Linked DNA regions of Homo sapiens: region 2 is linked to region 1. A link is a contact called in ENCODE Hi-C data. All regions are on one chromosome and are shown on one strand. The core of a region is the stretch at or near the end of the contact, and the rest is flanking DNA. Distances in the headings are between cores, read along the strand shown. Region 1 holds the start of SLC24A3 (solute carrier family 24 member 3). Region 2 has its middle 73 kb from the start of SCP2D1-AS1.

Region 1 (6,448 bases), core at 2,188-4,687:
GTGGACAAGAATGGGCGTGAGAAGAAATAGTTGTTAGGTCTTCCTTAGTAAGGATGGGCTTTTGTCCAAGTCTATGTGACTGTGCAGGTGCAGGGGTTTTGTCTGGAGGTGATCAGTGCTATCAGTCTAATGTCTTCCTGGGCTACATTTGAGTGAGGCAATGACAGGAAGCCTGGCCCTTCAAGTCCTAGGCAAGAAGGGGATGCTGCATACAAGGCCTGTTCTAGGCATACTCCATGAATTTCTCCCTTTTATCCCCCATCTACTAACATTTGGTCTCACTGTGCTTAAAGGTTTTCCATGAACACCCAGGGGTCTTTCCCCTCTGAGCTTGGGCCAGGTCTCCTTGTGTTATGAAACAGCCATGGTGAGAAAGCTGATGTCTCTTTACCAAGAAAGTGCCTTTTCTGGTTTTCTCTTCCTCTCTCCTCCTCTCTTCTAAATCAATGGCTTGCCTGCCACACCTGGGAATGTTTGGTGTTGTGGAGACATAACCTTGCTTTGTCCTGGAAACTACTCCATGAGGTCTGTGAGCTGTGGTCAGCAGGAGGCTGGAGAGCTGGAAATATCACAGGAGGGCACCGAGCTGCACCTAGTTTGGCCACAGACGAGGTCCCTTTCACTGGCTGGTGGATGATCTGGCCTGGGCTGAGAGTTAGTGAATATAGTCACGGGAGGCTTTCTATTCTTTGTCCTAAAGGTAGAACTGTGAGAAAGACTAACCAACTTTATTCACCACATCAGGTCCAAAGTCTCTGCAGGGACCTGAAAACAGAATGTTTATGGAAGGTCAAAACAGGGGGAGTAGACAGTGACCCCAGAACCCAGCCCAAGGTGGGGAGGTGCTCTGTAAAGACACCTGTCTTATTCCTGAAAGGGTGAAGACCCCCACACATCTAGGAGTGATGCCTCTCTCTCCAGGAAAGAAATACTCTCAGACTGAAGTATCAGAGCACATTCTTCATTTCAACTCTTGCTCCTTTCACAGTTCGGTTTCTGGAGGGAGCTTCCAAAGACTGAAAGGGACAGGTAGGAAAAAAAATGACTGTTTTCTTTGGAGAGGAGCTCCTGAGGCCTGTCTCACTTGGCCATCACCTGGGGGGCTGAGGAACCTATCAGGTCTCAGTTGCTGTCAGCCTAGGGACCAGGATCCCCACCTTTCTTCCCTAGGTGGTGCCTGGCCGCCCAAGGAATCACTCTCTGTGCTTTACTTTAACAGTGCCCTTCACTCCAAAATCTGTCAAAATGAATAGAAACCCAAGAATCATTTCTGTGTGCCACAGGAGTGCTCTCCCCCGGCCCCCCCGCCCCACCCCGCCACACACACACACATACACTCCTGGTGCTGAGATAATTTCCAAGAAATTACCAGTTCCTGGTTATTCTCCTTCCTCCTGGCTCCCTTCCTAACTCCCCCTCCATCACCAGATTACACAATTCCTTGAGCCTATGGTATTTTCCCCTGGAGCTTGTGTTCATTTCCTAACTCAATTAATTCCAGATTCCCTCTCTCACCTTCTATTTTCCCTCGTTTTCACTAGAAAACACTATTTGAGTGACTTTCCTGGTTAGTTGAATTCTTCTCAGCTCCTAAACTTTCTTTTCTGTGTCTGCAAAAGCTTGATGGAGATAACACAACTAGAGAATTCTCCCCACACACTCCAGCACGGATGAACTCGTATTTTTACACCCTCCTTAGTATCTGCAGCCAAAGCAAAGGGAAAACCACTCAGGCATTGTGGGGGAGGTACTCTGAGTGTCTGGAAGATGCCAGGCTGAGAACAGCAGTCATAAATGATATACCCACAAAGGAAAAGTCTCTGGTCTCCCTGGGTGAGATGGCCTTTCTCTGGAAAGGAGGCCACCTATAACCACTTCCTTTGCCCTTTGCTGTGACCTTGCTGTCCCCGGGCGCTGTCAGGGATTGTCTGGGAGGAGGTCGGGGGGGGTAGGTCAGTCACAGGTGGGGACACATTTGAACAGACCTAGACAGGGGAGCCTTATACAGAGGTTCTCTGCTTCCTTCCCACCTCCTTAGGGTATGAAGCTAGATTCCCTGATCTGAATGGATTCCATGGAGACAGTCACCTAGACAGACACCTGGTTTCAGGTGATCCCTTTCTGGACAAGGTCTTTTGTTTTCAGCGCCCCCCCACCCTCCGCCCCAACAATGGCATCTCCTCCTCAGCCCAGCCAGCAGCCCCAGGCTAGCATCTGGGAAGAGTCCAGGGAAGCCCAATGAGGGAGAGTGGGCTGTGTCTGGGATGGCCAGGGATCCCCTCCAAATGGGCACCTGCGGCAGGTCGTGAGTCCAGCCATCTCTAGGGCAGCCCACACCTTCAGCAAGGAGGGGCAGGAGACCTAGAATGGGGGAAATGGGAGGACTAAGATTCTAACGTTGGAGGTAGGGCAGGCTGGTGTTACCTGCACAAGGCCAGAAGCCTCTTCAGGCCGCCTCTCCAGGGACCGTGCCAGCTGTCCCCACTTCGATCAGCCACAGTATTGGACTTGGTCCAGCACGAACAGAAAGCGAAGTGTGAGCCCAAGACAGAGGGGGGAGCCGGACACCCTTATGGAACTAACAGCCTCTGGGGAGGCCTGTTCCAGATCCCGAGTCGGGCGCACAGGGGGATCCCCGCAAGGGGGCAGAGGGAAACCCGGGAGGCCCGCGAGAAGAGGCGAGGCCAGAGGCTGGGCGCGGGCAGCCAAGCGCACTCGCGGCGCCCCGACTCCAGGTAGCACGTAGAGAGGAGGCTGAAGAGCCCCTCGGTTTTCCGAAAGTTTCCAGCGAATCCTTCTTGGTGAAGATCGGCCTCTGGGAGGCAGCGTGTGTGCTTCCCGAGAGGGGGCCCCCTGCGCCGTCCCTCTTCCCCTGGCACAGAAGGGTTGAAGGACTGCACACAGGGATCCCTCCCCAGCCCAGTCTCCTCCCAGCGCGCCCCCTCCCCGCCATGCCGGCCAGCGCCGGGCTGTGTCCCAGGCACTGCCCCCCGCCAACCCTGGCCCGACCAGCCTCGCCGCTGCAGGCTGCCGGGAGCTGCGCTAGCTCATGCTCCCAGCTCGCTCGGTGCTCCCTGTTCGCTCCGGCCCGGCCCCGGCCCCCATCGCGCCGACCATGGAATAGGCGGGCGGCCCCGCGAGGCGCTCCTGCAGCCGGCGAGGCCAGAGCCAGTCCGGGGTGGCTTTGCCAACCGGCGGAGTTGGCCAGCGGCGGGCCCTCCTACCGTCGGTCCTTCCCCGCTCCTCCTCCTCTGCCCCCTCCGCCCCCGCCTCCCGGCCGCCCCCGCCGCCCCCGCCGCGCCGCCGCCCCAGGCCGAGCGCGGGCGCGGAGCGTGGGAGCCATGGCGCGCGAGGAGGAGCGGGACCCCGAGCGCCGGGAGGCGGCGGCGCGGGCGAGCGGCGAGGAGGAGGAGGAGGGAGGGGAGGAGGGACTGGGCGATAGCGACGAGGAGGGCGACGACGAGGAGACGGGCAGCGGCGAGGAGGAGGAAGAGGAGGCGGAGGCGGCGGCCGGGTGGGAGCGCAGCGAGGACGCGCGGCTGCTGCGCGCAGGGCTGCCTCCTGCCGCTGTCCCCGCCGCGGCCGCCCGCGACAGGAGCGGCCGCCGCCCGCCGAGGCCGCCGCCCGGCCGCCCGAGGATGCGGCCGTCCGGCGACGAGGACCGCGCGCGTCGCCGCCGCCGCCGCCGCCGCCGGAGGGACCTTCTGCTGAGCCAGCTCTGCTTCCTGGCCTCGGTGGCGCTGCTGCTCTGGTCGCTGTCGAGCCTGCGAGAGCAGAAGGGTGAGTGCACGCTGCCTGCCCCGAGTGGGCGCTGCGGCTCCGGCGGCTCGGGGCTCCCGGGGCTGGGCGCGGGGCTCCTTCGGGCGGCCCGGCCGGAGCCCCAGGATAAGCGGGCTGGGTTGGCGGGGGGAGTGGGATGCCAGGCACGAGGACTCCCCCTGCCCCACGCAGAGGCATGGAGGTGGGGACCCTGAGCGCCAGCAGCCAGCAGGCTTAGGCGTCTGGCCGCCCTGGGAACATTTACCTGTGCCCGCCTGTGCGCTGCTTACTCGCGAGCTGGAGGTACTGCTGGTGGCGGTGGTGGGGAGTCTTACTCTCCATCAGCCCCCAAGGCCAGGGATAAAGTTGTGGTGGTAGACCCGGCACCTGTGCAGGTGACCACCTGTATACTCCTTGGCTTGCTGAAGGATTCAAGGGGACTGCTTAACACACAGTTGTCCGTATGTTCTCCATCCAGAGAGCAGGCGGGATGGCCCGAGTAGAGAGCTCTTCAACCCCCTTTCAGAACAGGTGCCGGGAACTTCAGGGAGAGAAAAAGTGTTGGCCCTCCAGCTATGGGCTAGTAGGGGACTTGTTCTCCTAAAATGACCACTCACTGGGAAGACAGGGAATTCTTCCTCAGAGGTCCCTTTTGCAGAGCTGCTGCTGTGGAAGAAATGGTTTGCAGTGGACCACGCATCACACTGTCCGCTCCTCTACCGGTGCTCTGCGCAAAGTCTGCCCTTTAACCCACAACTTTTGTCTTGTCTTTGTCCTTGGCCTTTCTTGAGCTGAAATAGATCTTGTGTGCTCCCAACAGTTGTCTGCTGAAACAGCTTCGATCCTGGGATTCAGCTGTCTATAAAATGAAGGAAAAACATGGGAGAATAACTGTTGTAAAATGGTTTTATATCCCGGCCGTGGAAGTGGCACGATTAGTGGGAAAACAGCCATGTAAAGGGTTGTGAGAAAGAAACAAAACAAAACAAAACAAACAAACAAAAAAACAGTTACAAGTATGTGCTGTGGTGTTGAGGTCGACGTAGCTCTAATGCAAGATGTCATGAGGTGCAGAATAAAGACATTTTGATAGTCACCGTAAAATATTTTCAAAGGTGCCATGAATTTAAAAAGGGATCTCCCCCAGCTTGGCTGGTCTCCTGCTTGGTGGGGAAGTGAAACAGGCGTCAGTCTTCATTCAGTCTTAGCAGACCGCTTGACAGACTTCATCATTTATGGTAATAGCAGAGAGTCCGTCTTGGTCTTCAGTGAAGCTGTTCAAGACTCCACGGCTCTCTCCATTGCTCTCCTGGATCTCAGATCCCGTAGCCTTGGGTTCTGACATCAGGAAGGGGGCCGTGCCGGTGTGAGGGAAGCAGAATCTCTCCCAGGGCAGATTCACATCTGCCAGACTTCTGTCTACTGACAGTCTCACTAAGGGGGTTTTCCCGAATCCCATTTTTATTTTCCTTTTTTATTTTTCTCCAGTGAAAAACCAGTTTATAGTTCATGCCACCTTTGGAAAGGGCTATTCCTAGTGGATTACACGCTGGCCATTTTTTTCTGGTATGTTGGGGCTCTATGAGACATAGAGTTCCCACCACTTTCAAGAATATAAAAGACATTTTTTTCTGGGTGAAGGATGTGACTCATATAGTTAAGTCAATCAGTGACAGGGGGCTGCCTGGGCCCTGAAAAGCTGGGATTTGGGAGGAGAGGAGGCCAGACACTCTGCAAACTTGAAACCTGGGGACTGGAATGTCATTTTGGAATGGTTTCCCTGGTAGTGACATTTCTATTCAGGTGCCACTGACTCAGATTTAGTTCCATAGCACGGCCTTTTCCGCATCCCTCCCTCTGTCCTACCTTTCTCCTTCCTACCTTTCATATTCTTTTTTCCTCTCACTTCCTCTTCCTCCCTTCTCATCTCTGTTGGTCTTAGGACCCCTCCACACCCCAGTAACTGAAGATCTAACAGGCAAAAGCCAAATGTTAAGGAGGATGCCAGCCAGCCTCCCTGTGTTGCCCCCGAATGACATATGAGTTGAAATGGTCTCCAATCACTTTTTTTTCCGTTAGGTATTGATGATTTTGGTATGTGATGCACAGTAGTATTTTGCAGCAAGACACAGGTTTTTCTAGATAATTTTTAACATATTAATTAATGTGTGTGAATCTGCAAATGATAATTTTGCAAGGGGAATTGTCGTTTGGCACACGTAAGCATTTGAATGGTGACTTTTACCCTGGAAACTTGGAGCACACACTACCTAGTGGTCCTTTGGTACAGATACTGAAGTTTGGAATGGAGCATTGTTTCGAAGACCTTGTGGTGTAGAGAGGCTGAGTGATTAGCTTAAAGTCACACAGCATTCGAAGAGTAGAGGAAAAAACCAACCTGAGGTAACCTGGTTTTTTGTTCCCTACTCTGTCCTCATATTCAAACCACCATTTGGGTGTAGCTTTGTAATATTTATATAATCTCATAGGGGGTACCTTCATAATGATCAAAGGTAATATTTTCATTTAGTCACCTTGAAAGCCATGCAGTGATTGTTAAATGTAACTTCTCAGAAGCTCGTTTTCTAACACATATTGACCTTTCCCTCCCTCCTTCCTTCTGTTGGCCCTTCCTCCCTCTCTCCTTCCTTCATTCTTTCTTCCTTCCTGCTCCCTTCCTTTCTCTCTT
Region 2 (6,614 bases), core at 764-3,263, 310 kb before region 1:
AACAGGCTAGGATGGAGCCTGCTGAGTTCTCAGGAGGGCACTTGAAGGGTAATCAGAGGAACGTATTCCCTTGCTCAACTCCAGCGAGCTGGAGACTTCCAAATTGGAGGCTGGATCCGATTGTATAGTCAGAGACATGGTTGAGAACATGCATATGCCAGAACTGAGGGCCTGAGCTCACTGTAGCCAGCAGTGGCCCTTCCCATCTCCCTTTAGGAGCAAGTGATAAGAGGAGTGTGAAATATGAAGTTGGCTTGAAGCTACAATGTTGGGGTACACACATCTTTTGAGCTAGCATCTTAGGAGGGGCTTCCTTGAAGCAAGCCCTATGATGACAATCTGTGTGCGTGTGTTTCATTAAGGCAGGACTCCGGAGAGAAATTGAAAAGGCAGTAGAGCAGGCAGGGGAGAGAAGCAGCAGCAGCAAGCAAGGGAGTAATTTCAGGTGATACTGTGGGCAGTTCTGGAATGTGAATTGCACCAAGAGTTCGCTCCACCTCAAGGCCAGGGAGTGAGGCTTTCATACCCTGCACCAGGGAGGGCAGGCACATCAACTCCAAGGCACTTCTTGCTTTCTTTGTTCTGGGTCATAGTTCCAGCAGTGCAAGGGCATTGAAGTGGGTTGCAGGTGTGAGTGATAGGAGTGAAGGCTGGGTGTAGCGGCTCCTGCCTGTAATTCCAACACATTGGGAGGCTGAGGTGGGAGGGTCGCTTGAGGACAGGAGTTCAAGACCAGCCTGGGCAACATAGAAAGACCTCCTCTCTACAAAAAATAAAGAATTAGTTGGATATTTTGGTGTGTGCCTGTGGTCCCAGCTACTTAGGAGGCTGATGTGGGAGGATCACTTGAGCCCAGGAGGTTGAGATGGCAGTGAGCTGAGATCACACCATTGCTGTCCAGTTTGAGCAACAGAGCAAGAACCTGAGTCAAAACATAAATAAAAAAAAATGTGAAGTGCACAGAAGAGGGCTGGGCACCCAGAACTGGTGTATTAGTCTGGTTGGGCTGCTATGACAAAATACCACAGAGTGGGTGCTTTGAGCAACAGAATTTTTTTTCTCACCATCCTGGAGGCTGGAAATCAAATATCAAGGTGCCACCGGGTTGATTTCTGGTGAGTGTTTCTCTCCTTGGCTTGCAGGTGGCCACCTTCCCAAATGGTGCCCTTATTTGGCCTTTCTTCTGTGCCTGCACATCCCTGGTGTCTCTTCCTGTTCCTATGAGGACACTAGTCAGATTGGATTAGAGTCCCACCCTAACAGCCTCTTTTTTTTTTTTTCCTTTTTGCCTTTACCTGAGAATCTAATGCTTTATTTAACCTTAATTACTTCTTTAAAGAAGCTAACTCCAAATACATCCACATTGGGGGTTAGAGCTTCAACCTATGAATTTGATGGGACACATTCAGTCCATGACAAATGGTGAGAAGGCTCTGAGGTCATCTGGGTGCAGTCCCAACAGTATCTATGCAGACACTTTAAGCTAAGGCCTCACGAAACCTTCTTTAGTAACCACTTCACATTGTGGGTTCATAGTAAGTGTTCTATTACCCAAATCCTCAACACCAGAGCTGTCTCCAGCCTATACCTATACAGTTTACCATAGCCATGCTCTTGGTCTTTACCCATCTTCAGGGATGGAGCACTCCCCTAGAGCTGAAAAGATCTCTGAAAGAGCTGAATCCATGGCTTCATTTTGCAGATGGAAGAAAATAAGGCTGGGGAAAGCCAAATGCCTCCCTGGAAGTTGGTGTCCTCATGGTAGAGTTGAGCTCACCGTCCAGACCTCTAGACTGAGCAGGGGAGAAAGACCTAACTTTCATTGCATGCTGCTTCTTTTTTATGTGCAAAGGAATGTGTAGCTGTTTTCCCCCATCAGATTTGCATATTCTCTTCTGGCTGCCAGGGGTGCAACCTTTTTCTCAGGGTTAATGGTATTTACATCAGTCTGAGACATCAACAGGCGCTCAAGACCCAGACTTTGCAATTAAGCCATTCCATAAGCAAAGAGGAGCTTATGGAGCTTTGTGACAGGTTGAATATTTATAAGCAGGCTTATCTTAATTAAGATTGCTGAGTGGCCAAGCTGGAATGTGTTTTCCTCTTTCACACAATGTCTTTCAGCTGGGAGGTCACTGGCGGTCAGGTTTTTGGGATGGTGGGTGGGGGAAGATTTGGCGATTGAATGAGCCACCTGCAGAAGATGGGAGAGGGTCAGCAGCTCATTCACAGGCCACCCTGAAGAACTTCTCTTGAGCAATCTGTTTACTTACCCAGCCAGCTCACGCTTAGGCTGGGGCTTGGCACTAGTTATTCTCTTCAAAGAAGCAATGTGTGCGATAAGCAACATATGCATCTGGCTATGGTTTATGGTAGACTCTGTCTGGTAGGCATGGAGCTATTTCATCTCAGCAGAGTCATCTTTTCTCGCTTGATCCAGCTGGCCAAAGCAAATGGCCTGTGGAACCAACTGGTCCTTGTTTGCCTGGGATGCTTCTGGTTTTAAAAGTCAAAATTCTATATCCTGAAAGTTCTCTTAGTCTGGTAGGTCACTCTATTTTTAGACCAAGAAGAGAAATCTCATTGGAATGAAGGCCCATTACACCTTGGCGGACTCTATTTTAAAAAATTTAACTGACAAGTAATAATTGTATATATTTATGCGGTACAGTGTGAGGTTTTGATATGTGTATACTTATGAAATAATTAAATCAAGCTAATTACTCTGTCCATCACCTAATCTACTTATTTTTTGTAAGAATATTTAAAACCTACTGTTTTAGTAATTTGGAAATATATAGTACGTTATTAGTTGATTTTCACACTGCTATAAAGTTACTACCTGAGACTGGGTAATTTATAAAGGAAAGAGGTGTAATTGACTCACAGTTCCACATGGCTGGGGAGGCCTCAGGAAACTTACAATTATGCTGGAAGGCAAGGGGGAAATGAGCTTGGACCTTTTCAAATGGCGGCAGGAGAGAGAGTGTTAGCAAGAGTGGGGAAAACTGCCTTATAAAACCATCAGATCTCGTGAGAACTCACTCACTATCGAGAGAACAGCATGGGGAAACCACCCCCTTAATCCAATCACTTCCTACCAGGTCTCTCCATAAACACCTGGGGATTACAAGTCAAGGTGAGATTTGGGTGGGGACACAAAGCCTAACTATATCAAGTACATTGTTATTAATTGTGCTTACCATGCTGCCTCTTCTTTACAGTTCAGCTGGAGGCCAAAGCGTTTGGTTTCCTGGGTGTGACCACCTCTACCTCTCCATAGCCATTTTCTCCATAGACTTGCTTGAAGCCTAAGGGATACTCCATTCCCTGTTTTCCCTTCTATAATAGTTCTGTGGATGGCTGAGGGGATGGCAGAAGACTAAGGGGAAAGTAAAGGCGTAGGTGACCCAGTCATTCCTGTCTTAGGGGCTAGGTTGGCTGGATCCCTAGACTGAGAAGCCAGGCTGAGTGTGACCTGTGGAGACCTAGAAGATTAAGAGGAATGGATATTGCCTTGCAGGGAATGGTAAGCCATGAAATGTTTTGTAAGAAGGAGTGGTACATACAAAATATTGCTCCAGAAAGCGTTTACCTTCAGGAGTTGATAGAGTGGGCAGAGCCCTGCAGGCTGGAGTTTATGGACATCCCAGTGAGAAAGGGCATGACTCGGGAGGCTGTGGAACAGCAAGTGGCCCTAGCCTGAGTGAGTCCCTGCAGTGTCCAAGAAATGATGTTGAGATATAACCACCCAAGAGAAGAGACGAGGGTCAGAAAACCCAACTGTCCAAGCTCACCAAGGGGAGAGAGCAGTGTTGCAGATGTGGTTGGTGCCTTGTCCATCTGCACCCAACACTTGCCCTTCATCTCTCCATCCAAGTTGTGCTTGGTCAAAGCTGAGCAGTTTGGGAGATAGGACCCCAATGATGATGCTGTTTGATGGATAAATACCCCCACTTCCTCATCATTGTCCCAAGGTGGGGACAACTCTGAGCTGTGTTATACACCATCTCCCACAGTGTCCAGCATGACTGATGTCAGTGGCCTGCAGTGGTAACCCAATAAATCCCAGGCATTGGCCGCCTTCCCTTCCTGGCCTCACATCCCCCTCCTCTAGTGGTGGTTTCTGGGATCGCCTCCCAAATAAGCTACTTATATTCAAATTCTTATTCCAGGGTCTGTTTCTGGGGGATCCCAGTCTAAGACAGATTAAAACCAGACGTTCTGGTATTCTGCGTCTAGACATTCTCCTTTAACATTAGACAAATCACAATCACTGCTCTTTGAACTGTGAGCTTCAGTTCTTTGCCATTTTGGGGGAGCAGTTCTCTGGATCTACTTGTCCAGATGTATACAGGTTTCTGATGGTTTGCTGTATGACGTCTCACAAGTCCTCTGCCCGTTCTGGGCCACTGCTTTCCTTTGAGTGTTGTGGTGTCTTCGGGTTTTTGTAAATCAGGACATTCGGGGGCATGCTGTGATAATCAGCTTTGCACTGTTTGGTAGCTCCGTTGATGGAAGAGGGTGCATGGTTGCTGTGTGGCATTTGGAGGCAAGGCCAGATCTAGGGATGGAGGATAGGTGGCAGCAAAGTCCTGGTCATCTCAGCTGGAACTTATCATCCTTTCCTCAAAATGTTGGAGATGAATTTTAGTCTCTCCACTCCAGAGTTTGAAAGTCTTTTACTAGTCCTGACTCAGTTTTCCAACCAACTGACATCCCTGCCCTTGAACCTAGCACCCTCCATAACCATATTGTTTCCCTAATTGTTCACAAAGTTAAGTTTGAAAATGAAAAGCCAGCAAGGGGATGATTCCAATAAAAGGAAACTGAAGAGGACTTTTATGTCTTAGAAATGCACTCATCTGCGCATCTGAGACTAATAATTGTTAGTGCATGTGCGTAAAAGTAATTTGTTACCTCTCTTTGTCTCTTTTTTACCCCTTTTTCTGAGCCTGACTCAACTATGGCTCCTTGGAGAGGGAAGTCAATGGGACTGAAATGGTTACTAATAATGGGTCCCAAAGTAGGCAATGTAGCCCAAGCCAGAGAAACTATCAAACACTAAATGGGCATCAGAGAAGTCAGACAATATGTAAATATGGATTTTGAAGATCAAAAAGTAATTCTAAGTAACCAGAAGCATTAGTATTGTCATCATTCAGGAAACACAGTTGACGACTGAAAGACCCATGGGGCACTTTTCTTAGGCAAATTTAGTGCCAATAATATTTTGAAGCCTCTTTGTAAGGTCATAGTCAAGCTCAAGTTTCATTTGAGTGTCTAAAATTTTGTGACTACAGACATCATGAAATCTTCTCTATTTCTTTTTATGTTCCCCCTGGAACTATCCCTATTGAAAAGGTGATTTTGAGGACAAATTTACATCACCAACATAAATAACATTCCATCTTTAATTAGCTTTCACGATGGGCCCAGGTGGTCCTGACAGCCTTTTGCATCCTAGAGAGCCCAGAGGAATCAGAGAAGGTGTCCATCACCAACTGTTCTTGGTAACATGCAGAGGAGATGAAGATACTTTCCTTAGGGTGGTGGGAAACTTTGATGAAGGTATAAAAAGACTGATCTGGAAGAGGAAAGGAGTTGGATAAAGGTACCAGAATGAGCATACTTTCGAATCATACTCCCTTCTGCATTAGATCTCTAGAAATTACAGAAAAGACATAAAACACATTCATTACAGCTGTAGAAAATTAGATCTTGCTTTTCTTGGATGTGAAATTATGTAAGCTAGAAGCGAGAGGAAATGAGGTTGAAAGTGGAGTTCACTGATCAAAACACATGTAGGTGAGTTTTTTTAAAAGGCAGAAGTAGTCCAGGGGTGCTGCACAAGAGTCCCAGGAGAGCTCCCAGCTTGAGGCTGTGGATGCAGAGGGTGAGAGGGTTGCCTGAGGTCATCTGCCCTGGTGACTGATGATGTGCCTCAGGTGCAGCCTGGTGGCTTGCCACCTACCTGTGTCAAGCAGCAGCAGACAGAGGCATTTTCTGCCAGGTGTGAGCAGAAACCATGAGTACTTGGGAAAGAGAGGCAGGTACCAGGTAGCTGCTGATACTGGGAGTTGACAAACTACTGACACATACATCTAAGATAACATGTCGATACAAAGTGTCTACCAAACACTATAGCGTTACTGTCAAACCTGGAAAAAAGATATCACAATCATCACTGCCATTCAACATTATGCTAAAGGCCAGTGCAATAACAGAGGTGAAAAGGAGATATTTGAAGATGATATGATAATTTAGAAAATCTAAGGAAATCAAGTGACAAATTATTAGAACTTAGATTGCTAAAAAGGCGTCTAATATAAAATCAACATTAAAAAGTCAAAAGACTTAAACATCAGCAATAATAAATTAGACAATGTAATACCAAATAGGATTCCATGACCACAAAACTGTAAAATACCTAACAAATATAATGACAAATGTGAAAGATTTACACAAAAACTTATGAATCCTTATTAAATGTCACCAATAGAAGTCTGAGTAAGTGAAAACCTATACTATGTTTCTATATTGTATATTTCTCAATTCTTACTAAATTAATCCATAAAATACCAGTGTAATTTTAAGAAAGCATATAATAAGTA

The links. A loop is a pair of places that touch in the nucleus more often than their neighbours do. Pooled maps may share reads with other maps.
Region 2: a pooled map of posterior vena cava shows a loop between it and region 1 (2.3-fold over the local background). The contact joins the enhancer-like site here to the promoter of SLC24A3 in region 1. A Hi-C loop is called at or near these places in 15 of 168 maps with a recorded cell type or tissue (Caco-2, Right ventricle myocardium inferior, adrenal gland and 6 more), 1 of 37 single-sample maps with no recorded cell type and 17 of 50 pooled maps.

The regions. Positions count from the first base shown.
Region 1 is chr20:19,209,205-19,215,652 of GRCh38, forward strand. SLC24A3 (solute carrier family 24 member 3) reads left to right here and starts at 3,438. Exons shown (of 17, transcript NM_020689.4): 1 at 3,438-3,780. The coding sequence starts at 3,639. LOC101929547 (a long non-coding RNA gene) reads right to left here and starts at 3,264. Exons shown (of 3, transcript XR_007067549.1): 1 at 2,425-3,264; 2 at 860-1,237; 3 at 1-765. RefSeq lists a silencer at 3,789-3,838.
Region 2 is chr20:18,900,283-18,906,896 of GRCh38, forward strand. No RefSeq gene overlaps it. Among named protein-coding and RNA genes, the nearest start is that of SCP2D1-AS1, 73 kb to the left of the region's middle. Within about 2 kb of position 2,014, at least 2 of the 41 ENCODE cell types and tissues checked have a DNase peak (open chromatin) inside an H3K27ac peak, as active enhancers do.